Regions from separate parts of the Homo sapiens genome. Here region 1 is linked to region 2. A link is an interaction called in ENCODE POLR2A ChIA-PET data of the cell type or tissue named here. Cell type or tissue: HepG2. All regions are shown on one strand. Links, peaks and the distances in the headings refer to the core of each region. The heading gives the core; the rest is flanking DNA.

What was found. Peaks named below come from ENCODE experiments on the same cell type or tissue, not always from the same donor. Only the 100,000 strongest peaks of a DNase experiment are listed, where the experiment ranks them.
Region 1: POLR2A ChIA-PET joins it to region 2 with 8 read pairs; 2 of 35 experiments call an interaction of 5 or more read pairs at or near these places.

Annotation. Positions count from the first base shown.
Region 1 is chr11:74,454,407-74,463,680 of GRCh38, forward strand. KCNE3 (potassium voltage-gated channel subfamily E regulatory subunit 3) reads right to left here. Exons shown (of 3, transcript NM_005472.5): 2 at 7,549-7,697; 3 at 435-3,197. The coding sequence starts at 3,157. The coding sequence ends at 2,846. Among named protein-coding and RNA genes, the nearest start is that of KCNE3, 8.5 kb to the right of the region's middle. In HepG2, for the core only: no CTCF peak of the experiment used is centred there; a DNase peak (open chromatin) is centred at 7,805; H3K4me3 peaks cover 595 bases.
Region 2 is chr11:74,697,996-74,708,534 of GRCh38, forward strand. CHRDL2 (chordin like 2) reads right to left here. Exons shown (of 11, transcript NM_001278473.3): 5 at 10,307-10,400; 6 at 8,492-8,547; 7 at 6,491-6,659; 8 at 5,310-5,504; 9 at 4,799-4,972. It overlaps LOC124902713, which reads right to left and starts at 3,586. Exons shown (of 2, transcript XM_047427990.1): 1 at 675-3,586; 2 at 310-673. The coding sequence starts at 829. The coding sequence ends at 349. It overlaps LOC124902714 (a long non-coding RNA gene), which reads left to right and starts at 6,654. Exons shown (of 2, transcript XR_007062777.1): 1 at 6,654-6,788; 2 at 7,414-7,583. RefSeq lists enhancers at 1,665-2,165, 9,274-10,118. In HepG2, for the core only: CTCF peaks have their summits at 3,530 and 4,578 (motif pointing right); a DNase peak (open chromatin) is centred at 4,576; H3K27me3 peaks cover 1,885 bases.

The DNA of each region.
Region 1 (9,274 bases), core at 1-8,000, 240 kb before region 2:
TGTGTGAAGGGGAGCCTTCTCCACTGGGGACACTGAAGTCATGGAGTAGCCCCAGGAGGCCTGCTTCCTGCTGTCTCCCCAGCCTACCTGCCCTCTCCAGGAGGGAGCTCCCCAACATCTGCCTCCAAGCTTCCCTGATCTTGATCCCTTCATTCACTCTGCCCATTTAGCTCTGTCCTAGCTTTCAAAGCCCAGTTCAAGTTCTACCTCTCTCAAGTTCTACCATGGGACCTAAACTGGGCTGAAGGTACATGAAGGTGCTACAGCAGAAACACCTCTGTGGAAATACTTGTAAGGAATACCTACTTACTACATAGGGTTGTTATGAGGGTTTTAAAAGCTAAATGAATTCAAGTGTCTGACTCCTCCTAGTCAATTTCATTTCTCAAAATCCTTATGGCATTCATCACCTAACCATTCATTCTTACACCCAATTGCGTTCCATATTTTATTTGGAAGTTTGGGCTGGGTGGTGTCTAAAGTCCTATCCACGTAAATTTCTGAATCTGTTGTCTTCCCATATGTCACATCTCCTTAAGGAAGTCTCCACCTTCTCCCTCAAGAAGAGATGAGGAAGGGCTTGAGCAACAGGGCTCAGCACAGGTTTGCAGAGCATCAACATAACTGCATATGGCAGCAAATGTGTTCCATGATCCTCCATTCAAGAACCCAAAGGCTTTTATTTTTATTTTTTCAAAATAGAAGTACCTTTTTTCCTTTTATTATACAAGTAACATACTTACGGTCAAGTCAGTCAAATATTACATAAATTTATCATGCGGAAAGGGAAAATCACCTATAACCCAATTCCTCAGAGATAACTGCTGTCAGAATATTATTTCAGAGTTCTGCTATACACAAATACGCATGTTTCAATGGGTACTTCCAGGGACCGCATGGAGATCCCTTAAGTTGAAACTGGACAAACAGAACAGTGGATGGTTCTAGCTGAGATCTGGGATAGTTTCTGAATTCAGAAGTGTTCACCAGCCACATTGCATGTATTAGCTGGAACCATATATGAAACTACGATACTCAGCTGTTTCTAACCTACAAACACAGTGATTACATATGGCTCAACTTAATGTATATGAAGCCTAGAATGTCAGAACTGATAGAGCCTTAGAGACTTTCAAGTCTATTTCATTATGTTGAAGAGGAAAACGGATGAGGGAGAGAAGTGTCCAGCCTAAGATCATACATCACCTTAAGTGGTAGAATCAGGGCTGCTTCTCTTCCTACTGGACCATGTACCTGTCTCTCATACTCTGCTTCTTTTAATATAATAATAATTTAGGTGCGATATCAGTCTTTTTTGTTTTTGTTTTTGTTTTTTTTTGAGACAGAGCCTTGCTCTGTCACCCAGGCTGGAGTGCAGTGGCGTGATCTTGGCTTACTGCAACCTCCACCTCCCGGGTTCAAACAATTCTCCTGCCTCAGCCTCCCAAGTAGCTGGGAATACGGGCACCCGCCACCAGGTCTGGCTAATTTTTGTATTTTTTTAGTAGATGGGGTTTCACCATGTTGGCCAGGCTGGTCTCGAACTCCTGACCTCAGGTGATCCGCCCACCTTGGCAGTATCAGTCTTTTAGAAGCAGATTCAACATGACATCAGAAAACTTCTCTCAGATAGTCGTGGTGGCTTACACTTGTAATCCCAGCACTTTGGGAGACCAAAATGGGCAGATAACTTGAGGACAGGAGTTCGAGACCAGCCTGGGCAACATGTGAAACCCTGTCTCTACTTAAATATATATATATATATATATATATAAATTAACTGGGTGTGGTGACAGGAACCTGTAATCCCAGCTACTCAGGTGGCTGAGGCAGGATAATTGCTTGAACCCGGGAGGTGGGGGTTGCAGTGAGCCAAGATTGGGTTGCTGCACCACAGCCTGGGTGACATAGGGAGACTGTCTCAAAAAAAAAAAAAGAAAAGAAAAGAAAAGAAGTTTCTCACATCACTCAGTCAAAACTGAAAAGACTGCTTGCTTTGGAGGTAGTTTAGTCCTGTTGCCTGGCAATGTGGCTGGGAAGTGCCCTGTGACTTGGTTCAAGAAGCATATGAACCATAGAGCTAACGAGGCCTAACATTCAGGGTCCTGACTCACATGAGCTCCTTCTTAAGGTCCTAGCAGGGGCCCTAGCAACATATTAATGTGGCAGTATATTTTCATAATGTTTGCAAAAGTAAGATATTTTAGAATTCTTTTTCTTAAAGAGAGTCCCCAGAATTGTATGACCTTCAGGCCTGGATCCACTCCTGTGTAGCACAGAGTTTTGAAAAGCACTAGGCAAGGAGACCAGAGTTCCTGGGTTCCAATCATGGCACTATGCAGGCCCAAATGGGCAGCACAGCACTTGCCCTGCTTTCTTCACGGGAGCGGGGGCAGGGTGGTGGTGGTAAATCATATCTGTGATATGGGATAGTCATCACTGCTTCTCATGGCTGAAGATAACACATAAAAAATGTGTCCCCAGAGCATCTTCCTGTCTCATTTCCCTCTGCTACAACTTCTTCTCCGTTCTCCAATCCCCAGGCCCCTAATACTCCAGCCACTGAACCAGTTATTGGTCATTATCTGTTGCTACTTTTATATGTTTGTTCATGGGCTCCCACTGTTTATAAAGTCTATCTTTTCCTGGGAAAAAATCCTTATGCACAAGGCTTCGGTCTACCAGCCCCTCTTCTCCCACCCCAGTGACGACCTCCCTTAACCGTGTTTCTTGTTGATCTTACAGATAGGGACACTGAGACCTGATGCAGTCCACAGCAGAGTTCTGGAGGCCCCAGACGCAATCCCCAGGTGTCTTGGTCTTCCACCGTCCCAGCCCTCTCGTGTTAGATCATAGACACACGGTTCTTGATATACACATGATAGGGGTCACTACGCTTGTCCACTTTGCGGGAGCGGGTGTATCCCAGGATGAGGCTGCCCACAGTTACAGCAAATAGAAACATGACAAAGAGAATGTACATGTAGGAGTTGTCATCACGGCCAGGTAGGCTGGCCCGCCTCTCTTCAGTCTGGTTGTCTGGCCCCAGCCCTGGCCCTGGCCGGCAGAGCAAATTGCTGTGAAGAGTGGCATTTAGAGCCTTCAGCACGGCATGCAGGCTCTCATACCAGGTCTCCGTTCCATTGGTAGTCTCCATAGCAACAGGGATTGAGGTGGGGGAAGACTCGGTAGAAGCTCTGGTGGCAAAAGAAAAGAGAGAGGGGATGGCTCTGTCACCTGCAGCTCAAATGACCTCCTCCCTTCAGATCCCAGGTAAAATCTTAGCATCATGGCTGATATGGTTTGGCTGTGTCCCCACCCAAATCTCATCTGGAATCATAGCTCCCATAATCCCCATGTGTCATGGGAGGGACCCAGTAGGAGGTAACTGAATCATGGGGGTGGGTTTTTCCCATGCTGTTCTCATGATAGTGAATAAGTCTCACGAGATCTGATGGTTTAGAAAGGGCAGTTCCCCTGCACCTGCTCTCTTGCCTGCCACTGTTTAAGATGTGCCTTTGCTCCTCCTTTGCCTTCTGCCGTGATTGTGAGGCCTACCCAGCCGTGTGGAACTGTGAGTCCATTAAACTTCTTTTTCTTTATAAACTACCCAGGCTCAGGTATTTCTTCATGGCAGTATGAAAATGGACTAATACAATAGCTTATTCTAGCTGCTTGATTACATGTTTGTCTTCTCCATTAGACCATACACTAAACAATAAGGGCAGGGCCTATATTTGTTTTACTCACTGCTATATGCAATCACTTATGACAGCATTCAATAAGTAAGTACTCAATAAATAATTGTACAACAAAGCCTTCCCTGACCATCAGAACCCATATTAATCTCTCCTTTCTTTGGTTTCTATAAATCACTGAACTTTAGATTAGAAGGAACTTAAGGATTATTTAATATAACTCTTGCCATTTTATACACAGGGAAACTGAGGCCTTGAGAGAATAAGTGGCTTGTCCATGATCACAGAATATTGGAAGTAGAGCCAAGACAGAAAGCCCTGCTCTTTGTGGCTAGCTTAGAGCTGCTTCCACTTCCATGCTAGCTCTCAGCAGGACTGTGCAGCACCATTAGAAGACATTCATCACAACTCTCCTTGAGCACAGTTCTCTTTAGACTGCACAGACAGGTTGGGCACAGTGGCTCACGCCTGTAATCCCAGCACTTTGGGAGGCTGAGGCGGGTGGGATCACTTGAGATCAGGAGTTGGAGACCAGCCTGGCAAATGTGGTGAAACCCGTCTCTACTAAAAATACAAAAATTAGCTGGGCGTGGTGGTGAGCGCTTGGTAATCCCAGCTACTTGGGAGGCTGAGGCAGGAGAATCACTTGGACTCAGAAGGTGGAGGTTGCAGTGAGCCAAGATAGAGCCACTGCACTCCAGCCTGGGCCACAGAGCGTGACTTTGTCTCAAAAGAAAAAAAAAAAAAGACTCCACGGACACCTTTTGGAAGACACCTGGGGATGGTTTAAATTTCATCCTGCCTGGAGGCCAGAAGCTGGATCATTTGCCCTCTCAAGCATCCTGTGTCCCAAAGACTAGATATTCCTAGCTATTTGTAGAAATTCTGTTGGAAAGAGGTGGTCAGGGAAACGGGAACAGGTTGGTAACCACTGCAGGCACTGGAGAAGAGAACAGCAGCTTGGGCCTGAGGGCGGGAGAGTGAAAGGAGTTCTCAGTCTGGCTTGGGGTTTACCTGCCCACAAAAAGAAGACACAAGCACGCCAACTATCTTGTCTCCTGAAATAAAGTCATTATGTACCTGGCATATAGTAAGTGATTATAAATGTTCCTTTCCCTTCTTCTCAGAGATCCTTAGTCTATAATATAGAAAACATTTTTTTTTTTTTTTTTTTTGAGACGGAGTCTCACTCTGTCGCCCAGGCTGCAGTGCAGTGGCGCAATCTCGGCTCACTGCAAGTTCCGCCTCCTGGGTTCACGCCATTCTCCTGCCTCAGCCTCCCCAGTAGCTGGGACTACAGGCGCCCGCCATCACGCCAGGCTAATTTTTTTGTATTTTTAGTAGAGACAGGGTTTCACCATGTTAGCCAGGATGGTCTCGATCTCCTGACTTTGTGATTCGCCCACCTCGGCCTCCCAAAGTGCTGGGATTACAGGCGCCCAGCCAGAAAGAACATCTTAAAACAGACTTGCATCCTTGTCTCTGAAAAACCATATGTAATTCCCTATAAACAAGGCCCCACACTCACTTCCTTTAGGAAGCCTCCATTCAGTGCTCCCCACCTCTCAGCCACACTACACTGCCTTTATCATCACAGCCTTCCCTTCCCCCCAGCACTTACATATAAGGCAATATGTGGCTGTCCTCTTGTTTTTGATAAGGATATCATCAGACCACATGCGTCTGGTCAGCAGGGCTATGTCTCTTACCCCAGTCTGGAGGACTACCCTGAGACTGGGTGTTCTCCTTTCCCAGGGCACTACCTTGAGACTGGCTGGGTATTCCCTTTTTCTAGATTGGCTGGGTGCTCTCCTTCTCTCAATAGTTTCTAGTAGAGATGTTCACTTTAAGGAATTCTCTATGGGCCAAGCATTCAGTCCTCCATCATATGGGTAGAACTGTTAACAAACTAATATGTGACTATTAACCATAAGATCTCTTCCCTGGAAAAGATGATCATTCTGACTATGAAAAATATTCATCAATGGCTCTATGAACACAATCAGCCAGGACTGGGCAGCATTTCATGCAAGGCCTTTGGGGCCTTCTGACATCTAGTACTTGTGCTGCCTTGTCTGGATGGAGGAGGGGAAAAGAACAAGAGCTCACTGAGTTAAGATCCAGGAGATACACGTTCTCATCTACTACCCCATGTGTCAGGCAAGAACTCTGTGGCTGCTGCTTCCCTCGTGTGGGCCAATAGCAAGTAGGAGCAGCATGATGAAATAAATAACTCAAAAAATAATCTAGATAGTTATCACCAATATGGGCCACACCCTGTGATGGGAGTTCGGGGTGGCTCAGATCCAGTGCCTTCGCCCAGGGGCTCTGATACAATGCAGGGGACAAGCAAAGAGCTACTAAGGCTGAAAGGAATAAGTGATGGATACTGATCAGGGCTCAGAGAGTGTCCACAGTGATGGAGGCATTTGAGTTGGACCTTGAAGGGTTTTTAAGAGGCAGAAAAGATGAAGGAAACATGAGCAAAGGCAGAACAAGAAAGTGTGTAAATGTTTAGAAGAATGGAAAGTAGCATAAAGAGGTTGGAGTGTAAGATGTGTGGAAGAATAGTGTAGGATGTGGGGCAGGAGAGAGAGGATCCAGATCATGGGGGGCCTTGAGTGCCACGCTGTAGAGTTGGAACTTTATTCTGTAGCTAGGGAAAAGCCATGGAATGGTATCTTAAAAGAAGATAAAATGGTCAGATCTGTGCCTGGAAAGGATACTCTGGCTGTCATGTGGACTGGAGGGAGCTGGAATTGAGGCAGTGAGCCCAGCTACCAGAGTCTTGAAATAGTTTAGTGTAAGATGCTGAGTCATGAATTGGGGCAGAGAGGATAACAAAGTAGGGAAGTGGGGGTAGAGACAGTCGTAAGACCTGAGGAGGAAATGGCTAAGTGAGGGTTGAAGGAGGAAGGGGCCTCAGGCAATTTCATAGGTAGACAACAAACAAACAGTGTAAGTGTCTTGATGAGCCTACTCTGAAGGAAATAAGTTCCTTTCCCTGGGTGGGCTTTGGTTTCCTCATCTACCAAAAGACATTATCATGGAGTTGTTGTATGGTAGGTATAGAGTTTCAATTTTACAAGATGAGGAGATTCTGGGGATCTGCTGCACAACAAGGTGAATCTAGTTAACACTACTGAGTGTACACTCAAGAATGACTAAGATGGTATATTTTTATGTTTTGTGTGTGTGTGTGTGTGTGTGTGTGTGTGTGTTTTAAGCACAATTTTAAAAAATAGGCCAGCTGTGGTGCCTCACTCCTTTAATCCCGGTACTTTGGGAGGCTGAGGCCAGTGGGTCACCTGAGGTCAGGAGTTCGAGACCAGCCTGGCCAACGTGGAGAAACCCCGTCTCTACTAAAAATACAAAAATTAGCCGGGTACACGCCTGTATTCCCAGCTGCTCAGGAGGCTGAGGCAGGAGAACCGCTTGAACTCAGGAGGTGGAAGTTGCAGTGAGCCGAGATCACACCACTGCACTCCAGCCTGGGCAGGAAAGCAAGACCTCTGTCTCAAAAAACAAACAAACAAACAAACAAAAAACCCCACAAAGAAAGATGATCATCCTTTCCCTCCTCCTTCAAGGCTTGCTATGAGCATATACTTGTATTATGTAGAAGAGGATTAAAAACTTTTTTTTTATTTTCAAGAAGCAAATATGTACACATAGGTTTAAAAAAAAAAAAAAAGAATGGACGCAGCACATACAGTGAAGGTGAAAGCTCCTAGTCGTCCCAAGCTCCATCCCAGGGCAGGGCAGTTACCATTCAGTTTTCTTAGGTATCATTGGAAAGGGGTTTTAACTGACAGGGAGAGGGAGGGAAATCTCAATCTGGAAGACTCACCAGACTGCTGGCAAATCCACTGGCTCTCAGTCAGTTTCAGGAGTCCCTTTGTGGACACACTAAGGCTCCTCCACCCCCGAGCCTCTTCAGGATGTCTCTGGACACATCTGGGATCTCAGTATTGACTTCGGAGCTGGGAAAGCCCAGAGCTAGAAAGCAGGAGAGAAGGCAGAAAAGGAAGGAACCAGACACAAAGCACAAACTTCAGAACCAGGGTGGATTGCCCAAGGCCAGGCCCCAAGGATTATGCAACAGTCCTGCTGTGGGCTCTGACCCCCTCCCATGGCCCCTCCCCTTCCTGCAGCAGCTGGGTCAGGCCAGCCTAGGGTTGCAGTTAAAGGAACTGTGCAGTGACCAAAGGGCCTCTGATTGCTGTCCCCTACCTCCAGACTTACAGTGTCTTCACTGGGTGACTTCATGAGAAACCTGTTTAAAATGTGGACTCCCACTCAGGGACCAGCTGATGGTGCAGCCTAAAACATTCCCTTTCCTAAGGGTTACCTTAGCAAGGTCCTTTTCGAATCCCAAGGGAATTGACATGAGTGGGAGAATGCCAACTGGCAGCTGGGTTGATATTTTACATAGGAACAAATGATGTGTTACCACCCAATCTATTCAGATAGACAGGATATGAACACGGTCACAGAATGAACACTATCTGTAGCATAGCTTTGTTGTGAAAATTAAAGAACATCATGTAGTGCTTGGCACTAGACACTGCACATACGGTGGTTGTTTTTGTAGAGCAAGGCTGGAAGGGCCTTCAGAGCCCATCTAGGCTATATGCCCTCACTTTACGGTGAAGGAAATGGAAACCAGGGGAGTTGTCCCAGCTCAGCTGCTCCTTGTGTGACTTTGGACATAAGACTTCCCTTTTCTGGGCCTCAGCTTCTGTCCGCATCTGTAAAATGAAGGGGTCTCAGTTGGTTCTAACGTCCTGTGATGATACGAATCATGAAACCATGCTGTGAGACCATGGGAAGTTGGAGAGGCTGATGGGAGAGGCATTTTGGGGGCTTTCTAGAGCTTCTCAAATCCCAAGATAGAGAAGGCTGTGGACCTCTTCCTCACAGGTTAAGATGCTTCTGAGCCCTGGGACTGACTGACATCTAATATCCCAGTCGAGCCAAACTGAGAGATTTACTCATTTTTCCTCTTCACAGCTCACCTGCCAGGATGATCTAGCCTGAGGAGGGGATAGACTCTGCAGAAGGTGGGGGAAGGGGACAGTGTGGAGGGTAGGGTGGGCTTTGAGGCAGGGTTCCATGAGGGGAATAAAGATTCATGAGACCTTTCATGCCTCAGGGTCTCTCTGAATAGACTAGGATGTTTGTGCTTCTGACAGGAGGAGGAAAGGGGCCATAGTTCCACATCTCTAGGTGCTGGGTTTGTATGGGAGGGAAGGCTGGGGTGCCAGGGCCTCCTGTCTGCGTTAGGAGAGGCAGAAAGCTGATGAAGGCACAAGTTGGTTCTCTATGGGGCTCTGGGGCTGCCTCTGGGGCTCAAGCTGGGGACTGGCAGTCAGCAACAGGGGAGTTTTGCCACTGTTTCTGAGCTCCTTGGCTTCCCTGTCCAGGAGAGTCCCTGATTACTGAGATCCTTGGATGGGGGAGATGGAGCTCCTGCCCTGGAGAGGTCTTGCCTTGAAATAGAAGATAGGCCAGTGAGGAAGGAAGGTGAGCAGATGGCCAAGCTGAGAGGGACTTTAAGGATCATCTAGAATCTA
Region 2 (10,539 bases), core at 30-8,029:
CAAGCCTTTTCAAATGCCGTTCCCTCTGCTGGAATATCTTCTACTATTGCCTTCTATTTCTACTTTTTTTTCTTTTTTTTTTTTTTTGACGGAGTTTCACTCTTGTTGCCCAGGCTGAAGTACAATGGTATGATCTCAGCTCACTGCAACTTCTGCCTCCCGGGTTCAAGCGATTCTCCTGCCTCAGCCTCCTGAGTAGCTTGGATTACAGGTGCCCGCCACCACACCTGGCTAATTTTTTTTTTTTTTTGTATTTTTAGTAGAGACTGGGTTTTAGCATGTAAGCCATGCTAAACTCCTGACCTCAAATGATCCACCTGCCTTGGCCTCCCAAAGCACAAGCTGGGATTACAGGCGTGAGCCACTGCACCTGGCCACGACTTCTACTATTAGCACCAAATGAACTCCTACCTGTGCTCCAAGCCTTAGCTGGGAAGTCTTCCCTAATCCACCCGAGGCAATTCCTCCTTGGGGCACCCACAGCACCTGGCTTCCATCTGTGATTGTGCCTGTTTCTAATGTGCTCTCATTGTGTCTACTCCTGCTTCCTCTACCAGACTGGGGACTCCCAGAGGGCTCTCCTCTCTGGGTCCCTTGAGCCTGGCCCACATTTGGCATGTAGAATGAATGAATCCCTGGATGGATGGATGGATGGATGGATGGATAGATAGATGAACAAATACACACACACACACACACACACACACACACACACACACACACACACCCCACATACCCAGTCTAGGCCAGGCCCCAAGGGGGAATGAGGTATTAGCTGGATCCCCTGATGTTTGCATCTCATGGGGTGCTGGCCACTGGCACCACACATGGCTCTGAGGCCCTGAGCACATGGGCTGTGAGGCTGCACCAGCTGTTACCCACCAAGGTCTCTGGCCAGAAAGAACAGATGCAACCAGCAAGGCCTCTGCTAGGCCAGCACTGCCTTTAAGAAGACCAAGAACTGGCCCTGCTTATGGGAATCAGCGTGGGATTACCGCCAAGGGGAACAGAAAACCCTAATCCTGGGACTGAGTTCCAGGAATCAGGAAATGTCCAGCACTGTCCATGGACCCCCCCAGCCCAGATGCCAAGGACCAGGATATGGAAGAAACTCCAAAGGCCCAGGGATTATATCATAGCGGCAGGCAACAAGCATGAGATGAGATGGGGATGGGTCCTTCGGCACAGGCCTGCCACTGCATGCTCCCGAGTTACAGAAAAATTGGAGAGAAGGTGGCAGGGATGAGGGCGGGTTCCCACACTGTGGTCTGTAAAGCATTAAAGCATAATTGAAAGGACTGGGTCTCTGGCCTGGAATCAAGAGCTAGCCTGAGGGTCATGGTTGTGCCTCTTGCCCTTTGAAGGGCTGTGGCAGGTCTGAGGGCAGGTAGGCTCTGTGGATCCTCAAAGCAGAGCTGGCACCAATGGGCAAGTCCAGGGACACAGGATAGGCTCAGCTCAGTGTGAAGTCAGATGCCCTTTGGGCTGAGCAATTCACAGTGTTGGAAGTGTGTCACCTATCTGGAGTAGGAGTGGGGGTATGTACAGTCAGGTGCCAGATACCATCAAGCCATCAGGAGGCTGCAGGGGGGCTTCCTTCCTAGACAGGGCTTGGAATTGAGACCCCGACATCCTTTCTACTGTGAAACTTTAGAATCTAAAAGGCCCTTAACCCTAAGCCAACTATCTGGTTAGATTCCTGTGTCTGGGGCTGGCCCCTCGTGGTGTGGCCTCACCTAGCATCTGCCTGCTCACTTTGTTTCCGTTCCTTGGACTGGGGAAACAGTGAGTGGTTCCCACTGACAATCAACCCTGGGTAGTGTTTGTTTTAACTCCCACGGTCTGGGACAGGGAGGGAACAGGGAGGCTGATGGGGCATTTAGGCAACCCACAGGGTGAGGAGATGGGGTGCGGTTTGCTAGTGACAGGATGGCAGGGCCTGGCATTGTGAAGTTGTTTTTCCTTTTCTGCTGGGCCTGGTGACAATGAGATTGGCCATGAGCTATGCCCCCACTGTGCCATCCTGGCACACCTTGGCCATCCTCCCTAAAAGCACGAGGTCACCTCTGTGGAGGTGGCACTGGGGACAGTCAGAGCTGGATTTGAATCTTTGCTTTACTGCTTAAACTGTGTGACTTTGAGTAAGTCATTTGACCTCTCAGACTCAGTTTTCTTACCTGCAAAATGGGGGCATTAATACGTGCCCCTTAGGTTTCTTAAGAGGATTAAATGAGATACATTATACATAGTGCCTGCTACACACCAATCACAGAGCACAGGGCATATGGGCGTGAGCTCTGGAGCCAGCGTTTGAGGCTCTCACTGTCATCCTGGCTGCAGTGTACCCTTTTTGCCTCTTTATTTATTTACTTACTTATTTTAATTTTTAGTGACACTATCTGTTCATTGGCTCTTTACATCATTGAGGCCCATCCTTCACGAAGCCTTCCCTGACCAGCTCAGCTCCCAATAAGCTCCACTGCACCCAGGTCACTAAGCCTCCTAAGGACAGAGGCTGGGGCCTATTATGCTCCATGTCCCGGCACTTAGTTGGGGGCAGCGGAGAGAGAGAGGCCCAGAGTAAACATGTGGCCAAAACCTGCCCAGGGACTGATGGAATCTTTTTTTTATTATTATTATTATTATTATTTTTTTTTTTTTGAGACGGAGTCTCACTCTGTCACCCAGGCTGGAGTGCAGTGGCACGATCTTAGCTCACTGCAACCTCCTGGGCTCAAGTGATTCTCCTTCCTCAGCCTCCTGAGTAGCTGGGATTACAGGCGCCCACCACTATGCCTGGCTAATTTTTGTATTTTTAGTAAAGATGGGGTTTCACCATGTTGGCCAGGCTGGTCTCAAACTCCTGGGCTCAAGCGATCGCCCACCTTGGCCTCCCAAAGTGCTGGGATTACAGGTGTGAGCCACCAGGCCCAGCTGGGACTGATGGAATCTTAAGGCTCAAAAAATTTTAAGGGTTACTGAATCTAACTCCCCAGCTGCAGACGGAATCCCCACCAGCCCCTGCTTGCACGCTTCTCGTAAGTGGAGCTTGCTCCCTCCCTTCCACTGGCAGAAGCCTCTAAGTGTGACAAAGTTCTTCTTCTCTTGGAGCTGAAAGCTGCCTCTCTGCATTTCTCACCAACCTGATATGGTGGAATGAGAAGACTGATATTTTTAGTGCCTCGTGTATGTCAGGGGCTGCACCGATGTCATGTCATTTAATCCTCTAAAAACCCTCTTCCCCACTCTACAGAAGAGAAAACTGAGGCCCAGAGAGATCATGTGACTGCCCAAGGCCACACAGCTAAGATATAGCAGAGTCTGGATTCAAACTGGCAGAGTTAGGATTCGAACCCAAAGCCCCTGCTTGTTGTTTGACTCTTGCGGTCACTCAGAACACAGCTGCTCCCTCTGCCTGGGACAGCCCTTCAGAGCCACGAAGCCAGCAGTCCTGTCCCCCTGAGTCTTCTCTTCTCCAGGCTGAACAGCTCCACTTTCTTCGTCCATTCCTCCTACGACAGGGGGCAGAGTAGAGCAGGGAAAGAGCCGCATCTGACGCCACAAGACATGGGCTCTAGCTCCCGTCCTCCACTTACTGGCTGTGTGGCCTTGGGCCAGGTACTTCACCTCTCTGAGCCTCAGTTTCCTCATCTGTAAAATGGGGATAATAATATCTAACTCTCAGGATCGTTGAGGATCAAATGAGATAGTGAATGTGAAAGCACTTTGTAAACTCCAAAGTGCTACACACATTGGTTATTATTATCATTGTCATTTTTCTTATCATCATTCCCTCTTCCACCCCCACCCCGCCAGCCAAAACCATCAGTAGAGGAAAGGAACTTTAGAGCTAATTCACACTTAAAAGAGTTTAATTTGGATCATGGCTTAACAGTTCACTCTACCCAGAGGACTTATGTTTTACAAGAAAGGCCACGAAACTGAACTTTCAGCAATTTCCTTATCGATGAAAACCTGCTGGGTGTCGTGGCTCACGCCTGTAATCCCAGCACTTTGGGAGGCTGATGCCGGAGGATTGCTTGAGTCCAGGAGTTCCAGACTAGCCTGGGCAACATGGCAAAACCCCATCTCTACAAAAAAAATACAAAAATTAGCTGGGCGTGGTGGCTCATAACTGTGGTCCCAGCTACTCAGGAGGCTGAGATGGGAGGATCGTTTGAGCCCAGGAGAATGAGGTTGCAGTGGAGCCGAGATCATGCCACTGCACTCCAGCCTGGGTGACTGAGACCCTGTCTCAAAAAAAAAAAAAAAGTAGAAAAAACTCCTCTTGACCTTCAGTTGGTGATAGCAGCAGATTGTTGAAGAGGGTGGGTTTCTCACAGAATGAGAACTGTGGTTCTGATGTCCACTTACCTGGGAGTGATAAGATCCACCACCTTAAAAAGGCTGAACACAGCCAGCCTCCAGGCCCTCCTACTCTGAGGATGCTGTGAGGGCCCTCCTGCCTGAGAAGACCCCCGCTCCCAGTGCTAAAATCCTGCCATTAGACATCTGTCTATTTCTCCCTGCCTGGCTCCTCACAAGGTGCAACAGCGCCTTCCCCCCAGGAGAGGGAGCACTATCGAGCCTTGGCATTAGCAGGAGGAGCTTATCAGAATTGTAGAGAACCAGTCAGGCTCACTATCTTCCTGCATCTTGGAATCAGGGGCTCTTAAACCTGGCGGGGCAGCCAGAGGCACCTGATCAGCAAAACGTCCCTAAGGCCCCTGTGGGGTCTGGGGCACGGGAAGGGGGACTGGCCAGAGGTACACCCCACTGGGAGTGGGCCAGCACTCACCTTTTACCAGCTTCCAGAGGTAGATCTCCACCAAGTCCGAGGCCTCGTGTTCCAGGGCAAAGCGACGCAGGTTGTCTGGGCTTGGGGATACCGATGTGTGGACGAGGACCCGGCCCGGTGCCTTGGGACACCTGGTAGAACTGATCTCACTGTGGCCAGGGTCTGCTTTGTCCTCTGGAGAGACAAGAAGCTCATGAAGTGTTCAATAAACGTTGGCTGTACCTCTTCAAAGCTCTAATATTCTAAAATGTTGTGACTTCATGGAATCCGGAACATTACTGATTCTATGTTAACAACCTCTGAATCTATTATCCTGACACCGCATGGTTCTATCCATTTAATATTTTCATCTGACATTTTCCACTCCTGTGTGTCTGACATGCCCTGCATCCTGTGGCACCGATGCATGCCCTTCCATGTCTGAGATGCTCCAAGTGTCTGTGGCCCTGGGGAGAGAGACCCAGGGCTCACTCTGGCCAGCGCCCTCCTTGCTCCCAGTGCCCCTGTGTACCTGGGCAAATCTTGCAGCACTTCCCAGCCACTTTCTCGGGGTGACGGCAGGGGTACTCGGTGGGACAGGTCACACGCTGGCAGTCCTGGCGGCCATCCTCACAGGTGCATAGGATGCAGGGCAAGGGGCCGAAGGCACGGAAGGCCGGGTGCCACACCTCCCCGTGGGAGTACGTCTTCCCGCCATGCACACAGGCTGAATAAGGAGGGTGAGAAGGAAGGAGGATCAGGGCCTCAGACCTGGCCAGGGCCTCTGGTCCAGCAGCGGGTGGGGTGGGCCCTTGGGGAGCCCTCACTTTACCAGTCCTGCCTAGCCACACTGCCTGCAAAGCATAGGCCAGGGTATAAAACCTGTCCCCTCTCCCTGACACTGCCCACTGCAGCACTCAGAGCTGAGATGGGCCCAGAAGGAACTTACTGAAGATGAAGAGTCCTCCCTCACCCTTCAGGGCACTTCTGCGGGAGCAAGGAGAGTGCTGATCTTGTGGTAGGAGAACTGAGGTCAACTTTCGTCATCACCTGGTCATGTGAGCCCTGGCAGGTCCCTTTCCCCCCTCTGCCTCAGTGTCCCATCTGAACAAGGCAGGGCCAGGACTCAGTAGCCCCATAGCTCTTCCTTCTCCAGCCATCAGGGCACCCTGCAAGGAGGTCTCTTTTCTCCCCTTCTGTGGCCATGGCTGCCCATCTGGCCACCTTCTCTACTTCATCCCCACTGTCCTCCTGCAGCCTCGCTCTGCTCCCTCCTTCCTTTGTCAAAAACTGTCCCTCAGCACACTTCCTTATATTAAAGTCATTTATTTACTTGTCTGTCTTCCCAACTAGTCTATGAGCCCCTCAAGGGCAGAGACCATTTTCCATTTCCCATCTATCTGTTCTGTCTGCCCCTCTTCCCAGCAAAGACTCGGTAGATGCTAAAAAAAATCTTGTACTGTTCCAGAACTAGTTGTCTCTTACTCAATACTCTGAACCTCAGTGTCCTCATCTGTCAAATGGGGGTTTGAACCTGATGATCTTTAAGAGCACCCTCATTCAGTTTTGGCGTTCTCCGAGTCTACAAGCTCATGGCCAAGTTGGAATTAGGGAACTGCTGAGGAGAGGGTTCAGGGGGTTGGGGGTGGGAGGTGGGAGCAGTCAGGGCCCCCCTTCCCTGCCTCACAGATTGGAGGAGGGTCCAGTCCCCACCTTTCTTATGTTTCTCCTTCAGGACGATCTTGACAGTTGTGCTGCCTGCTCCCTTGGGTCTGAAGTGGCGAGGGATGAAGCTCAGAGGGGCGCTGAGGCCAGTGGGGGCTGGGGTGCCCGGGCCTCTCTTTCTCCCAGCATCACTGGAACATGGATCCTGAGGATGTCTCTGCAAATGGCAGGAAGGATGAAAGTCACTGACTGAGCATAGCAGGCCCCAGCTGGAGCCAGAACAGCAAGACAGGCTGCAGCAAGAGGCTGTGGGGAGACCCCAGCATGACTTCCCAGAGAAGAGAAGGTAGAGACCAGGGATAGAAAGATCTGGATGAGGTCTAAGATGTTTTCAGACAGTTCGATCTTTGAAAACTCTCAGAGGATAGTGATTTGGAAATCTGGCCTCCACGAAGCCCTTCTTGGGCCTTGTCAGAGCCAGGGGCCTTGGGGTTGGGGTGGGCAGAGGGTGCTGAGGTCTTGATCTGACAGACGTAACTGATCAGGGAGAACTTCATATTTGGGAAACAGAAGGTGAGCATGCAGTGAGGATGCACGGCAGGCAGTTCTCCTTTGCGGAGATTTAGTTGGTGGCTGGACAAGGGGATGGCCCTCTGAAGATGGCATCAGGCAGGCCCCAGAATCCCATGGGGCGTGAAGACCAAGAGCAGGCCCCATCCAGAGACAAAGGGTCTCTGAAGCTTAGGCTCTCTTTCCTGAACCCCTGGGATCCAAAACCCCCAGACCCTGTCCCTCCAGACCAGGTCTTGAGAGGGCTGTCAGTGACAGCAATAGGAGTGTGGCGAGGACAGCTCAGAGTTTGGGGACTGGGCAGCTCCCGGCCACAGGAGAGGAGCAAGTGGGCTTGGGGCAGGGACCAGAGCCTATTACCTCCCTCGCTGACCTGGAGCCACACACATTCCTTCTTCTAGAGCCCATTCCTGCCTGGTACAGTCCCTGCATCAGTTCTCCGATGGCCCAGAGCCTGAGCTCACAAGAGCTCCCAGAGTGGAAACTGTCCCAGGCCCCAGCACGGGCTCAGGCAGATAGGACACTCCTGGGAGATGTGTGTTGAGTGGAATAAAGGCAAGAGGGAATCAAACAGCTCAGTCTCCTAATGCTTGCTCCAGTCACCCAGCCCGTCAGTAAGTAGCTGATCAGAGCCTGGAACTCAGCCTGGGTGGGTTTCACTTACGCACTGCCTCCTAGGAAGAGGACAGGAAGGAAAGTGGAGGGAATGGCTTAGGTCCTGTGGTACCCTCAGCTCTCAGGTCTCAGGCCCCCACCTGAGAAGGCCTTGCCTGGGTGGGGAGGGCAGCAGGATGAGCTGGCAGAGGAGAAGGGTGTGGACATGGGCTCAGGCTTCTGGGGAATCTCTGGGAAGGGGAGGCAGCCTCTAGTCTCCCGGAGACCAGGAGACCCAGGCTGAAATAGCAGGTGGAGTTGTTCATGTGGCAGACATAGCAGAGAGGACCCATCAGGGACTTGAATCAATGTGTGATTCTCTATCTCCTTCCTCTCAGATCAGAGACAGCTGTCCAGCTAAGCCCATCTTAACCTAGACCAAGCTTGAGAGGGGCCAAGATACAGGGGGGTACAGAGAGGCAGGCTCTAAAGAGCCAGTACCTCAGGAACTGGGTGGGGAAGGCTGGCCCAAGTTAGAGGCCATTCCCTGGGAAGAAGGTTGCCTGAATTAAGGGGAGACACAGGCTGTAGATGGAACAGTGTCAAAGTGTTTCTCAAGAGGAAAGTGAGGAAGTTTGGGGCCTGCTGCTGCCCTGCGTGGTGACCTGTTTCCCCCAGGCCACTCCTTATCCATCAACCATGATGGGACCCATGATGGGAGGCTAGGGAGAGGGGCTGGAATATAGTGGATGTTCATGTAGCCAACCCAGGGGACAAACAAGAAATGAGGACAATAACTGGTATTGCCTGCCCCAGAGTCACGAGATTTAGGCCCTGGATCCCAGCCCCCTGTCCCGCACCCCGTCAATAAGGCCGTGCACTCACCACCCCATGGAGCGACTGCACACTGTCCTCTTCATCCGATTGCTCACTTGCCTCATCTGAAAACTCAAAGGGAAGCTGGGTCAGCCTCAGGCTCCCCAGCCTTGCTGGCTAGAGCCCTGAGGCCTCCACCTATAGGCTCTGTCCATTCCCAAGGCCTGCTGTCCCATCTGCAGCCCCAGCCCACTAGCCAGCTCCTTTGCCCCAGTGGGGACTTCTTCCACTTCCCATTACAGCCTCTCTTCATCCTGGTTGGGTTGATGAAGTCCCCTACAACTGGGTTGCTGCCTCAGTTTCCCTGTACTGACCTCCTGGTAACCATTAGGACTGAAGTCCTTGAAACAGAGCATCTTGTTTGGTCCTTACTGAAACTCACCTCTCTGGGACACTGGGCCATACCTTTCAGTATTTACCATGGATGGCCCAAAGGCCCAGAATCCCATCCCTGCAGCCTGCATAGATGCAGTTTCCTGGGCAGCCACACTTGAAGTCAGCAGGCCTTGGTTTACACTCCCAGGACCCTACACTCCAGCCCCTTCGCCCCTCCAGCCTGAGCACCCTGCCAGTCCCTATTCCCCTGGGAAACCAGCACACAAAGCCGTTTGGAGCCCTGCAGCTTCCTAAACCCGAGTGGGCCTCTCTCTCCCTATCTCTTGCCTCACTCCACAGTCTGATTCCCACCAATCATTCCCGTTTCAAAGACCCAGAACATTGGAATTAGACTGTGTTAGAAATCACAGGGCACAACTGAGGCCCAGAGAAGGGAAGGAATTTATGGAGTTAGCTGGAAGAACCAGGACTAAACTGGAGTCACCTGATTCCTAGTCCAGTGCTCCTTCCAAAATGCAAACATCTGGGGATGCATCCACTGTGGAGCACTCCCCTACCTGAGTGCCACCTCCTCCAGGAGGCTTTCCTTGACTACCTCAGCCTGCAGGGAACAGTCCGACCATTTCATTCTGCTCACGCTTAGCCTGCCCTTTGCTAGCTGATGTGTTGCCTCCCTGCTTTATAAGAGGTTCTACCTGGGTTCTGTATAAAAGACATGTTCTGAGCCCTGGTGAGCCCAATACTGTGACCAGCTCTGCCGTCAGGAAGGCAGGATGAGACGTAGTCCTTACCTGTACTAGACCCCTCTCACGTGCCACTTATGGTTCTCTCAGCTCATCTGCTTGCAGGGACTTTGTCCCCCCATGGCAGGCACTGCAGCAGCAGCCCCCCTGCACGGGCTCCCCAACACTTCCCTCAGGCTCAGCCTCACAGTGCCCCTCCCTCAAGCCCGCAGCTCCTGTCCACATCCCCTGCGCCCACTCCTTACCCCAGCCCACTCCTGCCTCTGCTCCCAGGGCTACTTAGCACCCACCCATGCATGCACAGCAGGGAAGTCCCACACATGGATGAGCTTTGGGCTCAATGGAGAGATAGTTGGTGGCTGGTGGACACATTCTTACTGCTTCCTCTACCACGCCCAGACTTTTCTGAGAAGCAGAGACTACTTAGAGCAATAGGTCACTTTTGCTTGGTTAGCAAGCAGAGGCCAGCCCCTGGACATATTCCTGTATTGCTTCTCTCTCTTTACCTTCTTCACTCTGCCTTTCCCTCTTTCCTCCCCCAATGACTGCAATAAAAATAAGTAACACATCAGCTTCTGCCAGGCTCTGCTTTCTGGGGGGTGCAGGCTAAGCCACACCCTGGAGGAAAGAGCCGTCTGCTACATGCTGGGTGTCACCTGCAGTTCCTCACGGCTCTCACAGTCCATGGCTAGGCCCATGGAGTGGAGGGGTGGGTGAGTGCTGCCAGATGGAGGGACAGACTCACCTTTGCAGGCCTGGCAGCAGGAGTCTGGCAGCGGGAGGGGTGCTGGGCAGCCTGGTTCGGGGCAGGTTGTGAGGCCGCAGTAGATCTGGCCCTCCTGACAGATAGAGCAAACCAGCTGGGAAATGAGCTCTGATAAGGGCTAGCCTTGGGGGCTAGGAACACCCCCTTCCCTGGGAGCAAATGGCCTTGAGGTCTCTCCTATGGTGGGGAGGGGAAGCAACAGCATCTCCACA